2 separate regions of the Homo sapiens genome follow, and region 1 is linked to region 2. Evidence: read pairs that join two places in POLR2A ChIA-PET (ENCODE). Cell type or tissue: OCI-LY7. All regions are shown on one strand. Links, peaks and the distances in the headings refer to the core of each region. The heading gives the core; the rest is flanking DNA. Region 1 has its middle 43 kb from the start of MAN1A1. Region 2 overlaps LOC285762 (a long non-coding RNA gene).

Region 1 (4,402 bases), core at 73-4,072, 61 kb before region 2:
AAATTGTAGTACAATTTTCTTATCAAATATCATAATTTTACTATATATATTTTAGCATTTTAAATACAGCATGCTGTTTTAAAGTACTTACAATATGGCTGCAAAGCCTATAAAATATTTATTTAAAAATTAATTTGTTGAGCTATTTAAGGGTAACATTTTATCTACCAACTTTGGAAACCAACTATTTAACTTGGCATAGAGTAGCATTCTTTGAAATTAGCATAATGTTTTTAACAGATCAGACCTATCTTGCCTTTTACACATTCTCATTCCTTAGTTCATAAATATGTAAAATTTTTATCTTCTTAATCAAAAACATATATCCATTAGGCATTATGTTACTTTAAAATTAACAATCTGAAAGTCACCAACTACTAGGAGGGTTTCAATAGGAGTAATTTGAGACTGAGAAGGTTTAAGTCATTCTTCAATTTCTCTTTTAATATAGTTGACTTGTTAATTTATAATTCTTATCCCATCCTACACAAGGGTATCTATTTCATTTTTATAAAGTTCTTCATGTCGTAGATCTTGCAGCTCAAAGAGAACATATACATCTAAGGCTTAAGAAGGTAGAAAGTGCATAAAACAAAACTCTGGACTAGTACTCTGAAAAACTGGATTGCAGCTCCAGTTGTGTGGCTAGGTTTGGTCACTTCACCTTTTAGTTTTTATCTTCTTCCTCTATAGACAGATATTAGCTCTTCTTTAAGGTCCTTTCTACTCTAGTTGGTGACAAAGCAAGTCATTTTTATTATCAGTACTGTCCTCTTTTCCTGCAATGCCTCTTTTTCCCCTAACTTTTGAGAAGAAGCCAAGTTATGCTGTATCACCTTGTTTTTCATGGTTGGCTCAAAGTAAAGGTTATGTCTACCTATAACAGCTGCAAAAAAATAAACTAAATGTGTGAATATCTCCATTTTTAGACATCCTATTATTATCTGTGTCAATTTCTGTGTTCACATGTGTGTCAATAAAGAAAATATAATATTGGAAAAATTGTAGATAATATTATGAATTGTGTATGTATATAAATACAATAATTAAAAGCAATTAGAAACCATCTTCCTAAATCTGTGAATTTCTAACTTTACAATATACCTCTCAAAGTTGTAGTTACATATGATTAGCATTTGAAGATGCCTGGCATATGGGAGCTAAGCTGACTTAGGAGGCTGACGTGAGAGAATTGCTTGAACCCGGGAGGCAGAGGTTGCAGTGAGCCAAGATTGCGCCATTGCACTCCAGCCTGGGCAACAAGAGCAAAACTCTGTCTCAAAAATACATATATATATACAAAGACATTGATAGATAAATCTGTAAAAGGAATAAAAAATAAACAGGACACAGAAAAATGTTCACCTTTTCAAATAATTGAAGAAAAGCAAATGTATGGTCTCTGAAATGTTTATATTCTTTTCACTTGTTTTTTTTTTCTGCTTTATGGTTTCCCTTTTTGTATTATTTACAGTAGTAAAAACTAGAAATGAAAACCCAACATTAGAAGAATGACAATGTAAACTATAGTAGATATATTCTGTGTAACATAAATTCTTTAAAAACATTATTTACAAATGCTATGAAATAAAATGAAAAAATATTATTGAAATATTGTCATATGAGTAAATAAAAACATAGCACTAAGTAACTTGACTGACCATTTAAAAAATACTGGATTAAACATATATTTTTAAATTTTTGAAAAGGGATCCATGACCTAAAAGTAAGAAATATCCAGTCCAAAACGAAAATAAAATCAGGAACCCAGGTAAGTAAACAGAGGATTGAGGCTGGGGTATTATTATAACCTGGTGAACTTCAACTTTAATCTGCATTTTGGGGGTAGTGATTTTGGAGTGTGGCTTAGGCACGAGAAAGCAAGCCCAGAATTTGCCCACGGTGTGGGATTAAATAGAAAACATCTCTCACTAAGCTGGAACACTAAAGGGCTGTACCTTCTGCTTGGGGGTGAAATAAGAACATTTCAGACAAGACAAACTGAGACAGTTTGCCACAACCAGAGGCTAACCAAAGGAAATTTGAAAAGTTTTACTTCAGCTGAAGAAAAGTAATGAAAGATCTGAGATGCAAGAAGAAATGAAAGTGAAGAAAGTGTAAATATGAGGATAAATTTTAGCTAACATTTATCTATACAAACAATTCTTTGGAGTTAAAAAATGACAGAAATAAAATTCTTGATACAGCATGCAAGTTAGGAGGGAATTACATGAAATTAAAGTGTTCTAAGACCATTGTAATATACAGGTAGAAGAAAAATATATTGATCAATTTTTAACATTGTGAAATTAACTATGGATATTGAAATTTCTGAGGTAACCACCAAAAGAGAACACATAGAATGTTCAACGACCAAATCCATAATAGGATTCTACAATCTAAAGTGACATAAGAAAGAAAGTGAAAAACAGAAAAGACAGAGTTTAAAAAATTCAGGTAGAAAGAAATCCAAATGCTTCAGTCAAAAAATCCAAGATTATTGGCTGGATAATCAGCAAAATAAAATAAAATTGAGAATGTAGACACACCAAAAGCATAATGCTACACAAACTTAAGAGTAAAAGAACAGAAACATGTTTTAGACAAAACCCAGACAAAAGCAATGTGGCATAAGTTTATTATTTTTATCATACAAAATAGTTTTAGGCAAGAAGCATAAAAATAAAGAGGATTAACAATTTTCAGAGATTTTAATATACTTCTCTCAGTAACTGACTGACAAATACAGTAGAAAAAAGTAAGATATAGACTATTTGAACATGATTAACGATAAAATAATCAGGGTGTCTCACAACTAAAGTGTAAACATTTTTTCCCCAAACACATAAATGTGTATAAATAGAACATTTTAAAAAGTTACTTCATACTGAACCCTAAAGTAAGGGTCCATTTTCTAAAGATTGGCATTTTGCAAACCATATTATTGACCACAATAAAATTAAGCTAGAAAATTTTAATAAAATAATTATCTAACAAATAAACAAATTCTGTAGATAGAAAATGAAGAAATGAAGCAGGATGTTTCCCTGACGCCTTCCCAGGTGGGAGTTGGAGTGCATGAGCTCTAGCTGGCTGCTTCAGAGCTGGCAGGGGCAAACTCCACTCACTCGCTGGTCCACACCTCATGGGACGGGTAGTGCAGGTGAGTGGGTGCAGGAGCCAGGGCAAGTTATTTTCGGCACTGGAAAGAGTGAACTCCATACCGGCCCTGCAGCAGCATCCTGGGGGGGGTGTCTGTGACCCCTGAAATACCAGGAAGAGTGTTACAGTGCCCTTTTTGCTTTGCTGTCCATGGATGGCTTAAGTGTTAACACCTCAGTGGAGGGTCAGTGTGACAGCCTTTTGTACCTACACTCTTGGCACCTGAGTTGTTGCCTGGCATCCAGGAGGAATTAGGTTGCATGAATGAATTGAAGATGGTAAATGTGGGGGATTTTATTGCCGATGAAAGTGGCTCTCAGCAGGAAAGGGAGCTGAAAGGGGACAGAATGGGAAGGCAATCTTCCTCTAAAGTCCGGCTGTCCTTGGCTGGACTCCTCTCTGAAGGTACATTGTCAAGCTGTCCCTCTGAAATCAAGCTGCTTCTCTCCAACATCCAGCTGTAGCCTCTAACGTCCAGCTGCTTCTCCTCGCTCTGCCAGCTGAGCCTGGAGTTTTTATGGGTGCAGGATGGGGGTGGGGCGGGCCATGAGTGGTTTTGGAAAAGACACATTCGAGCTGGAAAACAGTGATGTGAAATTCTCACTTTGGTTTGTGGTATCAGGCTTTTTGGCTTGAGGGTGGGGCGCTTGCCAGGGATCCGCCCTCTTCTGCCCAGAATTTCCCTGCACTCTGTCCCTATCATTTCCCCACCTCTGAAGAGGCACATCTAACTGCTATTAGAATAGAGATGATGACCAGTCTTAGCTACATCCTGCTGACAGGGGGCATTGTTTTGGGGAGAACAGCAGTCAGATTCCTCCCACAGGTCTACCTAAGGGTCCCCGGCAAAAGGGAGCCATTGTCCAAGGCTCTGGTTGCCTGACCATTTAGAATTTGATGGCCTCTAGGTGAGAAGAAACAAGTTTTACAAGGTTAGGTATGCATGGATCAAACGTGTATTATACAAAAAGGGGTTAAAAGGAAAGAATCTAGTGCCAAAGATTACAGAACTAAGAGATGAAATATAGTAATTATTCTGAAAACAACATTGTACCACATGGTATAGAACAGAATGAAGGTAAGAACAGCAAGCATAGGCAAGACTATAAAGAGGATATTCATGGAAGGTGAATTATTATCTTTTGTGATTTTTTAGCTTGAGGTCCCCAATATCTTCCCATTGGTACTTTTGGCTGCTCTTCTGGGTTGACAGAGGTAATTCTGTTGGTTTCCCAGGCCT
Region 2 (4,402 bases), core at 154-4,153:
TGCTTCATTAAAATATGTTTAAGAGGTTTAAATTATAATTTGATCTTTTAGGAAGCTTTCTACGGATCCCACTTCTCACAGTGATGCTAAAGAGAAGGTTCTGTATAAGAATTGCCAGCTGGGGGGCATCCAGCTTAAACTAAAGCTCTTGGTTTGCAGAGTTGAAAGCTGAGGACAGTCAACAATCTTTCATTTATACCAAAATGACTGCCTGTGTGGCCAATACTTGTTATACTTTTGTCTTGACAAATGTCTTCACAAGGTGATTAAAGTTTAACAGGGTCTACATTGAGATAGGGAACACTGAAAATTGCCAGCTCGACTCATGCTTTTTTAGCCTAAAAATTTAGAACTAAATGGACATATGGGTTACCTACAAACGTGACTGTAGTTTGAATAAGCAAAGGATTGTTTATTTTTACAAATGAGACAACTGATATTTCATACCTAGCTAGCAAATATCACACCTAGATGTAATAAAGACCAATTAATTCTCAAGAATTGAGAGCCATCAGTGAGAACAAACAAATTCATTTTCTGGATATGGTTTATAAAACAGAGAAAAATAAGTCTCCTAGGTGCTAGTAAGAATCCAGGCTTCTGCAGACTGTACCTGATCCGTGCCACAGATAAGTTCATCCCCAATTACACCTAGATGTTTAATATCTAATTAAATTGATAAATGTCAAAAAAAGTTGTGTCGAAGAACATGTAATTAAGAAAATTCTTATCAATGTATATTTCATGAAAAACAAAATATTTAAATGAAAAAGCTTAACAAAAGCATATATAGTACGATCTTAATTTTTAAAGATGCATATATATGCCTATAAAAACATTGATGAAGCATTTGGAAAGGCATTTTATTTGTTTGTTTATTTTGAATAATTAAAGTGAGGGGAAATGGCCAACACCATTTAACTATGCTTCAAAATCCATCCTCAGGATTATAGTAAGCAGATAGAGGCAAACTGTACTGTAGTCTCCAAACATGTGGCCCTCCAGAGATGGGTACAGGAATGAACATCTCCTCCATCTTCTCTCAAGTGCTATCTTGGTTTCTGTTTTTGATTCTTTTTGGTGAGGAGTTTTTAACAAGAGCTGACATAGCTGATCCTAGAAGAATGGCACGGGAGGAGATGGCCCTCTACCACACCGACCCTGGCAGAGCATGGTACTCTGTGGGTAATCAGTTCACACAGAGCAGTTTTCAACTGTACTGCAATTGTTTGTCTTCACTACCATACAGTTGTGCTCATTATTTCTCGATGTGCACATATCTGGAGAAGCCCAGAACTTCTGGCTCTTACATGGAGGACCCCAGTGCAGATGAACCATTTTCACTGAAGAAAGACATTAGGATTGGTTTGGGGAGGCGAAGTAATGTTTTTCCTTGTTGCTGTCTCTGTCATATGGTACATAGGCATATGGAAGGAAGGGTAACCACTCCTGACATCACTGTGAGCATTGTGTGGGCATGTGTGTTTGTGCGTGTGTGTGTGTGTGTGTGTGCGTGCTTGTGTTCATGGGTGCATGAGGGGGTATGAAGAGGATGTGGTGGCTTGGTCTGTAGGATCAAAGGGCTTGAGCAGCATGGGTGGACGTTGCCTGCACACACAGGGATAGAAAAAGGCATGTTTTTGTTTCTGGTGGTTGGGGCAGATGGTGGGCTCATTCCAGCCTCTGTGTGCTTCGAGAAATGAGAAATCAGGCAGCACAGGGAGCTGAGCGGGCCCGGAGCTGGTCCTGCTAGGTTATGAGTGAGTGAAGGAGTGGGCTGTGTGTGTGTTTCCAGCTTCTACTGTGGGAACGACTTCCATACAGGCCTTAAATAGGAAAACTACTAGCAATTCTAGCTCAGTATCCTTTTTAGATATGCATGAGGAGAGAAAGTTGGGAGACACACATTCAGCTGGCAGGAAGTTCCTTTTTTGTGCCGACTCAGACATGGTTGAAAGCTGTCTCTACAGGACAGTACTCATGGCATTTTAGGCTGAAGCTTTGAAGCTTTGCCTCACTGCAGCTATTTATAGAGGAGCTGATTTTTATAAGAACAGAAAGTGTATTCTTGAGGGCAAGCTTTCCTTTCTTTTAAGATTTCTTGAAAAGATTTAGAAAGGTTAAACAGTTACTACAGAATCTTATGGTAAAAGGCATAACACTGTTTAGAGTAAATAAGGGAGTCTTTATGAAAACACCATGATGCATATACAGTAGCTTCTGCATGAATCAAATTGTATGCTTTGAAAGCATAATTGATATTCTTAGGTGGGATGATGGCTTGGTCCTGTCAGTATACTGAATAGACCAGTGCCAGCCTGTAAGGGATAATGATTAAATCAAAAGAAATGACACCAGCAGAGGAGAACAAATAACCCATATTAGAATATCAGCATGAACTTGAGTTTGGGAATTATTTATAACCTTGAAATTCAAAAATAATTTCTAGGGAGCACATATGAACACATACAGATGACTTGTCTCAGCATCTAATAGAAACTGCTTTTCACTGGTTTAAGTAAATGGTAATTCTTAGGTGGAATTGTGTATCTCTGTTAGGAAGATTATGATAATTTGCTTGGTCTTGGAAATCATATGAATAAAAAAAGAGCACAATTCATAGATGGAGGGCCTCTTTTTTCTTCTTTCACTTTTTCTTAGCATATACATTTTAAAAAGTAACTATTTCAGAAAGCAAAATGAATACAAGTTATTGATAGAGTGTGTTGCAGAAGAATTTTTCTTTTTGAGCTTACAGTTCCTATGGGAAGGAATGCAGAATTCTTCTAGCTATTGAAAAGCATTGGAGTGTGATGGCAGAGCTTAAATAATGTCCTGTTTTTAGTCAGGGAAAGGGTTCGATATGTCCCTTGTGTACCATGGTGAGAACAAATATACAAATACTTACATGACATTGGGCTGTCTTCCTCTAAATGTTTTTGTTCTGTCAGTGGTGTGAAGGGGGGAAAAAGCCAGTAACTCATAAAAATCGCATTTCTCCATTTCATTTCAGGTGCAAGTTTTGTTCCTGAGATATATTCAAAGTGGTGAATAGGACAAAATATGTTTTGTGTTCCCATTCATCTTTAAAATAGCCTCTTGACACTGTTAGCTTGTGACCAGGCAATTACTTGGCACGTAACCCATGCAGACACCACCCTTGACAGAATTAGAGGAAATTCTTCTCCAAGGATGAAGTGTTCTTGAACAATTCACTGGAAGCACTAGATACAAATTCGCTCTTTTTTCTATATCTCATGCATGCCAACTTGCTTGCTTACTCATTTTCATGTGTTATAAATGGTTTTGCTTGTTTCCTGTTTCATTTCCACAATTATCCCTTCCCTGTGGTTCACATCAGTTAAGCAGAAGATGGAGGTATTCCACACACTTGTAATTCAGGTCTTCTCAGAGCATTTTTTCTGGGTTATTTTAGAGGGTGCTTACATGGTGTCAGCAATAACCTACATAATTCTTCAAGTGTCATAACGTCTGTAAAAAAAAAAAGCCTCCATTTAGCTCACTTTTCTTGCTGAACAAAACGCGTTCTCTGAGCATGGATTATAGTTATAAAGAATAACATTTATTCCAGCCCAACCTTAGGCTTCCCTATGCTCAAGTTATAGAGTGAATGACTTGCTTACTTAGGGAGACTGTTAGCTGCCATTCTGGATCTTCAAGGGGTAGGGTAGAAACATCTTCAGCACCACCCCACCTCCCCAAATGACAGTACTATATGTGAGGAGAAGAATGGGGGTACAATCCTGAGAATTTCTTGAGAAGCACAATGCCCTAACTACTCCCACCTAACCTCCTGCCCAAGAAAACAGATACAGAGACGCTCATACCCTTTATCTGTAGTGTTGTGTCAAGGAACATTTTTAAGCTCAGTCTCCTGAACTCATTCTCTTGGTCTTGCCTATTCTCATTCTTTCAGACTTCTAGCTTCAGATCCCATTTTTCTACCTGGCCTTGGCCTTGATGCTTTAGACTTTCCCTTGCCTTCCGGCATACTCATGTCTAGGATGACTGCTCCTCTCTGATTTTATGTCCTGCTTCCATGGGTAATCTTTACCTCTGTGTGGCTTCAGATTTCTCCCTGCTCCTTACTGGTGCTCATCACCAGCAACAGCCTCAAGGGACTGTGGCCAGGGTCAGAGTTAAAGGAAGGGGAGGCTGTAGAGAAAAGAAAATGCTTTTTCTTCATCCTCCTTTGTTCGAATCATGGCCATGAGTATCTGTAAGCTATGTGCAGAATTCTAGCAAGTTGTGCATGCCTGGAGAGATAGAGAGTTATAAGGAGGAGCTTTCTTACTCATTTACCTAAGACTCATTTTAAGCCTCTTTCCTTTCACTCGATAAAGTAGACCACTCTCTCATGATATCCATGAATTTATCTTTT

What was found. ChIA-PET counts read pairs that join two places held together with the same protein. Peaks named below come from ENCODE experiments on the same cell type or tissue, not always from the same donor. Only the 100,000 strongest peaks of a DNase experiment are listed, where the experiment ranks them.
Region 1: POLR2A ChIA-PET joins it to region 2 with 5 read pairs; 1 of 35 experiments calls an interaction of 5 or more read pairs at or near these places.

The regions. Positions count from the first base shown.
Region 1 is chr6:119,390,770-119,395,171 of GRCh38, forward strand. No RefSeq gene overlaps it. Among named protein-coding and RNA genes, the nearest start is that of MAN1A1, 43 kb to the left of the region's middle. In OCI-LY7, for the core only: a CTCF peak has its summit at 4,068; no DNase peak of the experiment used is centred there; H3K4me3 peaks cover 321 bases; H3K27ac peaks cover 887 bases.
Region 2 is chr6:119,451,702-119,456,103 of GRCh38, forward strand. LOC285762 (a long non-coding RNA gene) reads right to left here. Exons shown (of 6, transcript NR_046100.1): 6 at 846-3,492. Among named protein-coding and RNA genes, the nearest start is that of MAN1A1, 100 kb to the left of the region's middle. In OCI-LY7, for the core only: no CTCF peak of the experiment used is centred there; a DNase peak (open chromatin) is centred at 1,930; H3K4me3 peaks cover 835 bases.